Linked DNA regions of Homo sapiens: region 1 is linked to region 2. A link is a contact called in ENCODE Hi-C or POLR2A ChIA-PET data. All regions are on one chromosome and are shown on one strand. The core of a region is the stretch at or near the end of the contact, and the rest is flanking DNA. Distances in the headings are between cores, read along the strand shown. Region 1 overlaps GNB1 (G protein subunit beta 1). Region 2 overlaps SLC35E2B (solute carrier family 35 member E2B).

Region 1 (7,551 bases), core at 2,706-5,205, 160 kb after region 2:
CCAAAATGCTGGGATTACAGGTGAGCCACCTTGCCTGGCCTGAGTTAATTTCTGTACATGATGTCAAGTTCTCCTTTTGCGTAAGAATATCCAATTGACTAACCAGGCGTGGTGGCTCACGCCTGTAATCCCACAGCTTTGGGAGGCCAAGGCGGGTGGATCACCTGAGGTCAGGAGTTCGAGACCAGCCTGACCAACATGGTGAAACCCCGTCTCTACTAAAAATACAAAAATTAGCTGGGTGTGGTGGTGAGCGCCTGTAATCCCAGCTAATTGGGAGGCTGAGACAGGAGAATGGCTTGAACCTGGGAGGGGGAGGTTGCAGAGAGCTGAGATTGCACCACTGCACTTCGGCCTGGGCAACAGAGCAAGACTCTGTCTCAAAAGAAAAAAAAGAATATCCAATTGTTCCAGCCCCTAATTGCTATTCAATTTAATTTTGCTTTTTAATTTAAAATTATTTCAAACTTCAAAGAGTTGCAAGAATAATACAAAGAAACCATGTACCCTCCTCACCCAGACTCACTCACTACGAACATGGCTTCATTATTCCCACTTTATTCAAACAAAAAGGTTTTTGTTTTGTTTTGTTTTCCTGAATCATGTTCACCTTACTTTTTTTTCTTTTCTTTTTTTTTTTTTGAGACGGAGTCTCGCTCTGTCCCACAGGCTGGAGTGCAGTGGTATGATCTTGGCTCACTGCAAGCTCCGCCTCCTGGGTTCACATCATTCTCCTGACTCAGCCTCCAGAGTAGCTGGGACTACAGGCGCCCACCACCGCACCCGGCTAATTTTTTGTATTTTTAGTAGAGACAGGGTTTCACCGTGTTAGCCAGGATGGTCTCGATCTCCTGACCTCGTGATCCACCCAACCTGACCTCCCAAAGTGCTGGGATTACAGGCATCAGCCACCGCACCCGGCCATATATTGGTATTTCAACTAAGATCTGATTTGAAAAAAGGGCTCTCCTGCTTTCTAACGAAAAAAACTAGCGATGTACCACTCTGATTCAGAAGGTAAATCCTCATCACTGGGACCCTAAACCTTCTTGCTCAACACTAAATGGAAGCTTTTTTTGAGGATCAAATTGTTTTGAAAACCAACTTTGGCTTAAAAGAGATAGAAAAAAACTGTAACAAAAACCAGGGTATTGACCAGGCATGCTGGCGTATGTCTATAGCCTCAGCTACTCAGGATGCTGAGGTGAGAGAACCCCTTGACCCCAGGAGTTAGAATCCAGTCTGAGCAACATGGCAAAACACTGTCTCTTTAAAAAACCAACCCACCAGCTATTTATAAAAACAAACTCTGAAGAAATTTATATATTGTCTTTCTAAAACTGATGAGGATCAAATATATCAAAATTACCTTAATTCAGAAGGGCTTCTGGTCTGGTCTCCAATACATGTAAATTTGTCTGAAACAAACAGAAAAGGCTGTATTTGTATTGCACTCAGGTTGTGAATAAAATATTCTATTTTGCTAGTAGCTATATTTTATGCAACGACACATAAATTTGACCCTTCCCTATTACTATTTCTCCCCCAAAATTGCTTTATTTAGCAGTACTGTCATATTTTGTTTTTCAGCATGGGAACAAAATAAGAAATCAGATCTCAACTTCTTTAAGAATCCTTAGAAATGCCCCAGGGAAAATACCTTGAATTAAACTGAAAAGTATGGGCACAGAGGTTAGAATCCTATCACTAGAAAAATTACAGTAACAATTTAAAAACTAATGCAGGCCGGGCCCAGTGGCTAACCCCTGCAATCCCAGCACTTTGGGAAGCTGAGGCAGGCAAATCACCTGAGGTCAGGAATTGGAGACCAGCATGGTCAACATGGTGAAACCCCATCTCCACTAAAAATACAAAAAAAAAAAGTTAGCCAGGCATGGTGTCACAAGCCTGTAATCCCGGTTACTCAGGAGGCTTAGACAGGAGAATCGCTTAAATCCGGGAGGTGGAGGTTGCAGTGAACCGAGATCATTCCACTGCATTCCAGCCTAGGTGACAGAGCAAGAATCTGTCTCAAAACAAAAACACACAACAGTCTGGGCGCGGTGGCTCACATCTGTAATCCCAACACTTTGGGAGGCTGAGGTGGGCGCATAACCTGAGGTCAAGAGTTCGAGACCAGTCTGGCCAACGTGGCTAACTAAAAATTAAATGTTTTTAATTTTAATGTGTTTTAAGAACACATTATGTTCTTGGCAGCGAACTAAAAAAAAAAACGTTTCTACTAAAAATTAAAAAAATTAGCCAGGCGTGATGGCAGGCACCTGTAACCCCAGCTACCTGGGAGGCAGAGGCAGGAGAATCACTTGAACCCAGAAGGTGGAGGTTGTAGTGAGTGGAGATCACGCCACTACACTTCAGCCTGGGTGATAGAGCAAGACACCGTCTCGAAAAGAAAAAAAAAAAAAAGCTAGGTACCGTGGCTCCTGCCTGTAATCCCAGCACTTTGGGAGACCAAGTTGGGCGGATCACAAGGTAAAGAGTTCGAGACCAGCCTGGCCAATATGGTGAAACCTCATCTCTACTAAAAATACAAAAAATTCGCCGAGCGTAGTGGCAGGCACCTGTAGTCCCAGCTACTCAGGAAGCTGAGGCAGGAGAATTGCTTGAACACAGGAGGCGGAGATTGCAGTGAGCCGAGATCGTGCCGCTGCACTCCAGCCTGGGTGACAGTGCGAGACTCTGTCTCAAAACACACACGCACACACACACACAGACACAACACTAATACAATTCAACAAATTCTGAAGATTAATTTAATCCAGACTTTGCCTGTTTGGCATGACAGTGGAGAGCATTTCATCTGAATCTCAAGGAAGCCACTAAATAACTACTTTGTGAGTCCTGGCAAGTCTATGTTGGGACACTTCCAATCCCTCCCTCTGTCCCTCTCCTGCTGACACGGTCCCATCCAGTGCCTGGCCCTGGTGCCCAGGAAGGTGGCTTGAATGGTGACAGAGATCACAAGAGAGGTTTCTGACTCCTCTTGACATACTTCTGGTGGAATGAAAATATGTCCAATTCTAGATTTCTTCTGATTTCAGAACATTTATTGTATTTTTTTTATTTTTGAGACAGCAGTCTCGCTCTGTCACCAGGCTGGAGTGCAGTGGTATCATCTCAGTTCACTGGAACCTCCGACTCACTGGTTCGAGTGATTCTCCTGCCTCAGCCTCTTGAGTAGCTGCGATTATAGGCACATGCCACCACTCCCAGCCAATTTTTATATTTTTAGTAGAGACGGGTTTTCACCATATTGGTCAGTATGGTCTCGATCTCCTGACCTCGTGATCTGCCCACCTCGGCCTCCCAAAGTGCTGGGATTACAGGCGTGAGCCACTGCACATGGCCACATTTATTAATTTTTTGAGACAGATTCTCACTCTGTCACCCTGGCTGGAGTGCAGTGGCATGATCTTGGCTCACTGCAACCTCTGCATCCCAGGTTCCAGCGATTTTCCTGCCTCAGCCTCCTGAGTAGCTGGGATTACAGGCACACGCCATGCCTTTTATTATTTATTAGTAGAGATGGGGTTTCACTATGTTGGCCAGGCTGGTCTCAAACTCCTGACCTCAGGTAATCCGCCTGTTTCAGCCTCCGAAAGTGTTGGGATTACAGGCCTGAGCCACTGAGCCTGGCCTGATTTCAGAACATTTAAAGATGCTTCTGTAATCGCTCCCTCAAATTAAACTATGTGAAAAGACCACTTGTGGAGGCTTCACAGGTCACCACCTGCCTATTAATTCAGTGTCTTGTGAGTCTGCAAACTCACATGCACACATCTAGTCTGGAGTCAGTAGATGAATCAACAAACTGAAATATCTCCCAGTTGAACTGTGAATTCTAATTCATTTACTTAAAGTAGTTTCGTTTTGCAATTATGCTGCTTATGTACAAGCAAGCACGTACTTTTCCGGCAGTAAAAATGAGTGTGGAAGGAAAACAGTTTGGCAGTTCCTCAAAAAATTAAACACAGAATTACCCCATAACCCAGCAATTCTACTCCTAGGTATATTCCCAAAAGAACTGAAAGCAGGGATTCAATGCATGTACACATTATGTTCTTAGCAGCAGTACTCAGCAGCCAGAAGGTGGAGACAGCCCAAATACCCACTGAGCATGAATGGATGAATAAAATGTGGTCTATCCAAACAATTGAATATTATTCAGCTATAAAGATAAAGGAGGCCGAGCGTGGTGGCTCACGCCTGTAATCCCAGCACTTTGGGAAGGTGAGGCGGGTGGATCACCTGAGGTCAGGAGTTCAAGACCAACCTGGCCACCTCGTCTCTATTAAAAATACAAAAATTGCCAGGCACGGTGGCTCACGCCTGTAATCCCAGCACTCTGGGAGGCCAAGGCGGGCAGATCACAAGGTCAGCAGATTGAGACCATCCTGGCTAACACGGTGAAACCCCATCTCTACTAAAAATACAAAAAATTAGCCGGGCATGGTGGCGGGCGTCTGTAGTCCCAGCTACTCTGGAGGCTGAGGCAGGAGAATGCCATGAACCCAGGAGGTAGGGCTTGCAGTGAGCCAAGGTTGCACCCCTGCACTCCAGCCTGGGCGGGGTGACAGAGTGAGACTCCATCTCAAAAAAAAAAAAAAAAGAAGTCCTGGTCCTGTCTCTGCTAGAACACAGACAAACCTCACAAATATGCTAAGTGACAGATGCCATACACAAAAAGCCACATATATACAACCCCATTTACATGAAATATCCGGAACACACAAATCCAAAGAGACAGAATGCAGTGGTTGCCAGGGGCTGCATGTGTCTGCGTGTGCATGCACATGTGTGTGCAGTGGACAATTATTTAATGGGTACAGGGTTTCCTTTTGAGGTGATGAAAATGTCATGGAATTAGCTAGAGACGGTGGTTGCAACACATTGTAAATGTACTAAACGGCACCGAATCATTCACTTTAAAATGGTTTATGTTATGTGAATTTCACCTCAGAAAAAAAGTTGGGTGTGAAAAGGCACACAGGAGTAAACAGTGAATGATGCAAACTACCCCAGACTTCAGGAAGCGAAGCCTCGCTCCGGGGCAGGGTCCTATGAGCATACCCGAAAAGTGCCACCAAATCAAGTTTCAAAGCATGGGTCTCAACCTCAGCACAATGAACATTTTAGGCAGGGGTGTGTGTGTGTCCCCAGGAGGATATCTGGCAGCATGCCAGTAGTGCTCCTTTCCCCAGCTGTAACAGCCACCTGGCATCCCGAGAGGCAATACTGACCCCAGTTGAGAACTCTTCAACTGTCACAATTATCTCAACCACTAAATATAAATCTTTTCAAGTACTTTCCAGATCAAGGGACAGGTAGGAAGAGAAATACTACTAAAAAAAATTATACATAATCTGCTCTATTTTATCATTATTAATTATTTTTTTGAGACAGGGTCACCCTCTGTCAGCCAGTCTGGAGTACAGTGGCACAATCATGGCTCACTGCAGCTTCGACTTCCTGGGCTAAGGTGATCCTCCTGCCTCAGCCTCCTGAGTAGCTGGGACCACAGGTGTGTGCCACCATGCCCAGCTAATTAAAAAATATATATATATTTGTAGACATGGGGTCTTGCCATACTGCGCAGGCTGGTCTTTAACTCCTGGGCTCAAACGATCCTTGCAGGTCGGCCTTCCACGGTGCTGGGATTGCAGGCACAAGGCACCGCACCCAGCTGCTCTATTTTAATGCCTAGATTGCCCTGTGGCTCAAATCATGACTCAAGATTGGAGTAAGGATGCTAAAAGTGCTATCAAATCACCTTAGCCTGGATTCACATGGAGAGTTGTCTGGACCCATTTCTGGCTAAAAACAAGATGACCCAAATGTATGCTCTTTTTCTGACTATCCAGCTCATAGAACCCCACACTAAGGACAGGACTACCAGTCCCACAATAATGTAACCCTAAACCAGTAGCACTACCCTTAAAGAACATCAGGAGCTGGGCTCGCACCTCCCAGTGCTTTGGGAGGCCGAGGCGGGTGGATCACCTGAGGTCATGAGTTCGAGACCAGCCTGGCCAACATGGTGAAACCCTCTCCACTAAAAATACAAAAATTACTGGCCGGGTGCGGTGGCTCATTCCTGTAATCCGAGCACTTTGGGAGGCCGAGGCGGGCGGATCACGAGGTCAGGAGATCGAGACCATCCTGGCTAACTCGATGAAACCCCGTCTCTACTAAAAATACAAAAAATTAGCTGGGCGTGGTGGCGGGTGCCTGTAGTCCCAGCTACTTGGGAGGGTGAGGCAGGAGAATGGCGTGACCTCGGGAGGCAGAGCTTGCAGTGAGCTGAGATTGCGTCACTGCACTCCAGCCTGGGTGACAGAGCAAGACTCCATCTCAAAAAAAAATTAAAATAAAATAAAAATAAATTTAAAAAATAAAAAAATTAGCCGGGCACGGTGGCATGCACCTGTAGTCCCAGCTACTTGAGAGGCTGAGGCAGGACAATCAATTGATCCTGAGACAGGGAGGTTGCAGTGAGCCAAGATTGCATCACTGCACTCCAGCCTCGATGGCAGAGTGAGACTCCGTCTCCAAAAAAAAAAAAAAGAAAAAGATGGGCACTTTTTCAAGGCTCTTGATAAAATCAACTGACTCTATACAGCTAATTTAGCAATATTAAATATTAATATGACTTCTTTGCACATATCCTAGTACTTATACTTTTATTTCAGCATTTTTCAAAATCTAGAAACTGAATCCTTGAGACATACCTAGAGAATTTCTCTACAAGCTGCATTAATATTTCTAATCAAGTACAGGTATACTTGTGGGGGATGATTTCTTCTCTATCAACATAATCCTAAGATGGGAAACACATAAGTGCACCACTGGTTATCTACAATTCTGAGATACCCAAACCAGAATAGGACACACGGCATTAGGCAGACTTTCTCACATTCAGGGTGAGCAGTCTTATGTTTACTACAAACTTTGGGGTATCTGATTAAAGCCTTGCCGTAAGTGTGGTGCACATGTAACATACTCACTGCATCTTTCTCAACCCTGAAAAAGTCTATATTCCGGAAAACATCCAGCCCCAAGAGTTTTGCCTAAAGGCCTGGGGGCTTGTAAGAAACAAAGTAAACTCCCTTCCAAATAATTCTTTAATTCAAAAACACACTGAACAACTAGAATGTGAAATAATACTGAACTTAATGACAACTCTGTATCATAATCTTCAACTATATATGATCATACTAATAAACAGGATAAAAACAAACTAGAAATGCCTTCTTTCAAACAAAAATTAGAGTTCAGTATCAATAAAAAGATAACAATACCTGTAAAACACAACCAACCAACCAAAAAAAGGTCTAAAGACATCACGTTAATTTAGAATACTCTAACTGTACAAACGTGGGGGTACATTCTAAGGGCAAATAGAGTTCTGAAATTTAAGCGTCATATTGGTGGCATAATAATGCTTAAAGTAGGCCGGGTGCGGTGGCTCACGCCTGTAATCCCAGCACTTTGGGAGGCCAAGGCGGGCGGATCACGAGGTCAGGAGATTGA
Region 2 (4,395 bases), core at 1,870-4,369:
ACTGCGTCCAATGGGAAGTGACTTCTGCCACCCCTTGAAAACGTCCCAGAGACAAGGAGGCACCCTGTCCTGAGACCACCAGCCCGGAAAGAAGCTGACTGAACACACGTGGCAGTGAGAGCCACGAAGCCACATTCATTTGGTGTCCTGAAATCTGGACAGCCCTGGTGCTTTTATAAAGTCTGCACTGAAAACTCACCAGCCAGCAGAGTCCCCGCTCTAGTAACGAGAGGGACTTTACATTTAAAGAAAAAGAGACACTCAACCAAAACCAGGAGATTCTTTACCTCATCAGACCCACAAACAGCATCGTCATAAGGAAGTTGGGTGGGTAGGAAAGCCGGGCCTTGTGCTGATACAAACAGCAAGGAACGAGGGTTTTCACACACCCGATAACCGTGGTGGACAGCATCTGCACCGCACCTGCGGGAGGGAGGGGGCCGAAGACAAGAGGGAGAATCACCCCTCCCATGCCTGCAGTGGGCTCCACCCCCGGCCTCCCATCCTGACCTGGGCTCCCCCGGCCCTCCCGGGTGGTTGCTGGCTGCTCCCTGTGGGGTGGCAGGTGGCCGGCTTCCACCCTGCCCGAGCCGCCGCCTACCTAGCATGCTGGGCTCGCCTCCCAGCAGGGACAGGATGTACTTGTTGAGGAAGAGCGTGCAGAAGCTGAAGAAGAACCACAGCGTGAGGTAGAGCAGCGCCCGCGAGCTCCACACACCCAAGTCTGACTCGATGACCGTGGTCTCCGTGATGGTGACGGTCAGTACGTTCTCATCTGTGCCGCCGTCGCTCTTGGCAAAAACAATCTTCTCACTTCGGTGACCAAACAGAGAGCCCCAGCTGAGAGGCGACCTGCCTTTCGGCTTCTCTTCGGAGCCAGGAACCAGCTCTTCCAGTGCTGGGGTTTTCACCGAGGACGACATGCTGAAGCCACAGCCACGAACGATTTTACCTCCAGGCTGGGCAGCATGGGTCACCGTGACCGCCCGGGGGTGGGGCCGCAGCAGGGACTCCGGGCGCCAGGAACGAGGCCACCAGGGCCTCTCCCAGGCAAAGCGCAGAAGCAGACGCTAAAATATTAAGAAAAGGAAACACATCACCCGTTTTGAACATTTAATGTCCTCAAAGGTTTCAACCACCAATTTAAAATCACTTTGAAAATGCAATTGGGCCGGGCACGGTGGCTCACACCTGTAATCCCAGCACTTTGGGAGGCCGAGGCAGGTGGATCACCTTAGGTCAGGAGTTCGAGACCACCCTGGCCAACATGACGAAACCCCGTCTCTACTAAAAATATAAAAACTAGCAGGGCATGGTGGCCGGCGCCTGTAATCCCAGCTACTCGGGAGGCTGAGGCAGAAGAATTGCTTGAACCCAGGAGACGGAGGTTGCAGTGAGCCGACATGATACCACTGCACTCCAGCCTCAGTGACAGAGTGAGACTCTGTCTCAAGAAAAGAAAAAAAGAAAATGCAATCGTTCACTGTCCAAAGATTTTTAGCAATTGAATCCCGTTTTTCTCTGCGCGTGTTGGCGGATCCTTGCTCTTGAGAGACGGTCTCCTGGCACACTTGACTGTCGTCCTGGCAGACCTGGGGCTGTGGGTCCTTCACGCCCTGCCTGGCAGCTGCACCTTCTCGATGGGCTTTGTGGCTGCCGCTGTCGGGTGCCCAGGACTAATTCCATGCTACTTTCTTTTTCCTTTTTTTTTTTTTTTTTGAGACGGAGTATTGCTCTGTCGCCCAGGCTGAAGTGCAGAGGCGTGATCTGGGCTCACTGCAAGCTCCGCCTCCCGGGTTCTCGCCATTCTCCTGCCTCAGGCTCCCGAGTAGCTGGGACGACAGGCGTCCGCCACCACGTCCGGCTAATTTTTTGTAATTTTTTTTTTTTTAGTAGAGACGGGTTTTCACCGTGTTAGCCAGGATGGTCTCGATCTCCTGACCTCGTGAACCGCCCACCTCGGCCTCCTAAAGTTCCATGCTACTTTCTAGACAGACTCCGTGGTATAAAACCACACTTACACCCGCTTCACGCTCAGGCGACTGTGGCTTCGGGGCGAGACACCCCCTCCCTTCCCACGAGCTCCAGGAAGGTCAGAACAGCCGTTTCCTCCTGAGGTCCAGTGGGAATCATCCCCCCAGCTGGGGCTTTGCACAGACGCCACTGTGACTCCGCAGCACCGAGACCCCACCTCCCCCAGGTCTCAATCCCAGCGCTCAGGCAGCCCGATTTCCTGTTTCTCACACCTGGGTTTCTCTTCCTGCTTCGGGGGAGGCTGTGCATCTGAAGGGGCGCCCATCCTGTCTCACCAAGGCGCTCTGGGAGCGTGTGGTGCCGGCCGTGCTGCCCGACCCAGTACCCCTCCTCGTCTCACTTCTCCCCCGGGAAACTGGGGTTCCCACCTCATTCGTGACCTCCTTCTGTGTTTATGTTTATGCACTTGCGTGCGTGCCATATGTATACATAAATATTCTGTGTTCACACTGAGGGACGCACGCCACCCCCTCCCCCATGAAGACCTCGCCTGGGTGCTCAGGCCGGCCTCTCCCCCAGCTCACCTGCCCAGCAGTGCTCAGAGGTGCCTGAAACTTGGCCTCCCCATACCCGGGAACAGGCGCTTCTGCCCTCTCCCCAGTGGCGGCAATGCCAGGGCCTCTGCAGCCTTCCTCTCTCTCCTCCCCTCCCCCTGCTGTGTGTGTCTGTGCACCCAGGTCTCCCCGTCTGCCCATCACACCGCCAGCTCAGTGCCACCCAGACGCTCCCAGGCCACCCATGTGTGCCCTGACCCCTCGGTGCACCAGGACAGCTGCCTCCAAGGGCACCCCAGGCCTCAGTGAGGAGAAGGCCGACCCCTCCACCAGTTCCCACAGCCTCGGAATAACAAAGGACTCATCCACTCCTCGGGCCACTGACAGTGCCAGATCTCCACAAAGACACCATTCCCTTCTTCCTGTTCAGCAGCACAGTCCCACTGCTTAGCCTGGGGTGACAACAAGCTGGGAGCTAAACCTCCATGGGCTGCAGCCTCCCTGGAGCTAGGACTGGCTGGGCCCTGAGCCAGGGAGCTAGGAGACTTTGTGCCAGTTTCCCGGACTGATGGGCCCTGGCTGGGGGTGGAGCAGCTACCTGGCTTTCCTGAGGTGAAAATCCAACAACAAAGGGTGCGGCAGAGCAAAAGGACAGAGCACTCGCGACAGGGCTCCGCAAGGCAGGGGTGGAGCTCATGGCAGGCGTGGATCTCACTCCCCACCTCACTAGGCCTCACGGCCCTTGACCTCTCCCTCCCACCTCGAAGGCTGCCCCCTGGCTGGGGACGCTGTCACAGCACCCGCTACACAGGCTCTGCCACCACCAGCGAGTTTCTAAAACCAAATTCATTTACATGGCAAGGAGGCCACGCTCAAGAAACCCCTCCAGGAGCAAGGAACAGCACGTGGGCTCGGGCGTGTGCAGACGACGCCAGTCACGTCCCACCTGACGTCGAGGCAAACCTGGAATTCAAAAGGCAAGCATCTCCCTCTTGCCAGAACAGTCTGTCCACTTAGCTTCCCTCTGAGAAACTCACAGCATCCCAGGCAAAACTGCTCCCCGCAATGAGGACCCCCATTCCCCTTCTCTGCTGACACTGTGCTCCAAGAAGCCTGTGGGACCCACACAAGCAGCCCAGTCCCCACCCTAATGTTTGCTCACAATTAGTGGAAACAAAAAAACAGAAATCACACTTCACTGACGCTGCCGTTCTCTGTACATCAAGAACTTAAGGTTCTGGGCCAGGCGCCGTGGCTCACACCTGGAATCCCAGCACTTTGGGAGGCCAAGGTGGGCGGATCACCTGAGCTCAGGAGTTCATGACCAGCCTGGCAAACACAGCAAAACCCCGTCTCTACTAAAAGTACAAAAAAAAAATCAGCCGGGTGTGGTGGCTGGCACCTGTAATCCCAGCTACTCGGGAGGCTGAGGCAGGAGAATCACTTGAACCTGGAAGGCAGAGCTTGCAGTGAGCTGAGATCGCGCCATTGCACCCCAGCCTGAGCAACAGAGCGAGACTCCCGTCAAAAAAAAAAAAAAAAAAAATGCTGGGCGCGATGGCTCACACCTGTAATCCCAGCACTTTGGGAGGCCGAGGAGGGTGGATCATGAGGTCAGGAGTTCAAGACCAGCCTGACCAACGTGGAGAAACCCCGTCTCTACTAAAAATACAAAATTAGCCGGGCGTAGTGGATGCCTGTAATCCCAGCTACTCAGGAGGCTGAGGCAGGAGAATCGCTTGAACCCGGGAGGCGGAGGTTGCGGTGAGCCGAGATCACACCGTTGTACTCCAGCCTGGGCAACAAGAGTGAAACTCCGTCTCAAAAAAAAAAAATTTTTTTTTAATGTAGCCGGGCATGGTGGTGC

What was found. Hi-C counts contacts between places; a loop is a spot of excess contacts on that map. ChIA-PET counts read pairs that join two places held with the same protein, here RNA polymerase II (POLR2A). Pooled maps may share reads with other maps.
Region 1: a pooled map shows a loop between it and region 2 (2.8-fold over the local background). The contact joins two enhancer-like sites. A Hi-C loop is called at or near these places in 2 of 37 single-sample maps with no recorded cell type and 2 of 50 pooled maps. POLR2A ChIA-PET finds 5 or more read pairs at or near these places in 1 of 52 experiments (A673).

The regions. Positions count from the first base shown.
Region 1 is chr1:1,837,821-1,845,371 of GRCh38, forward strand. GNB1 (G protein subunit beta 1) reads right to left here. Exons shown (of 12, transcript NM_002074.5): 2 at 1,370-1,418. Among named protein-coding and RNA genes, the nearest start is that of GNB1, 49 kb to the right of the region's middle. RefSeq lists an enhancer at 3,702-3,761. Within about 2 kb of position 3,956, at least 3 of the 41 ENCODE cell types and tissues checked have a DNase peak (open chromatin) inside an H3K27ac peak, as active enhancers do.
Region 2 is chr1:1,675,777-1,680,171 of GRCh38, forward strand. SLC35E2B (solute carrier family 35 member E2B) reads right to left here. Exons shown (of 10, transcript NM_001290264.2): 3 at 602-1,070; 4 at 288-423. The coding sequence starts at 923. Among named protein-coding and RNA genes, the nearest start is that of SLC35E2B, 15 kb to the right of the region's middle. RefSeq lists an enhancer at 2,229-2,278. Within about 2 kb of position 3,120, at least 15 of the 41 ENCODE cell types and tissues checked have a DNase peak (open chromatin) inside an H3K27ac peak, as active enhancers do.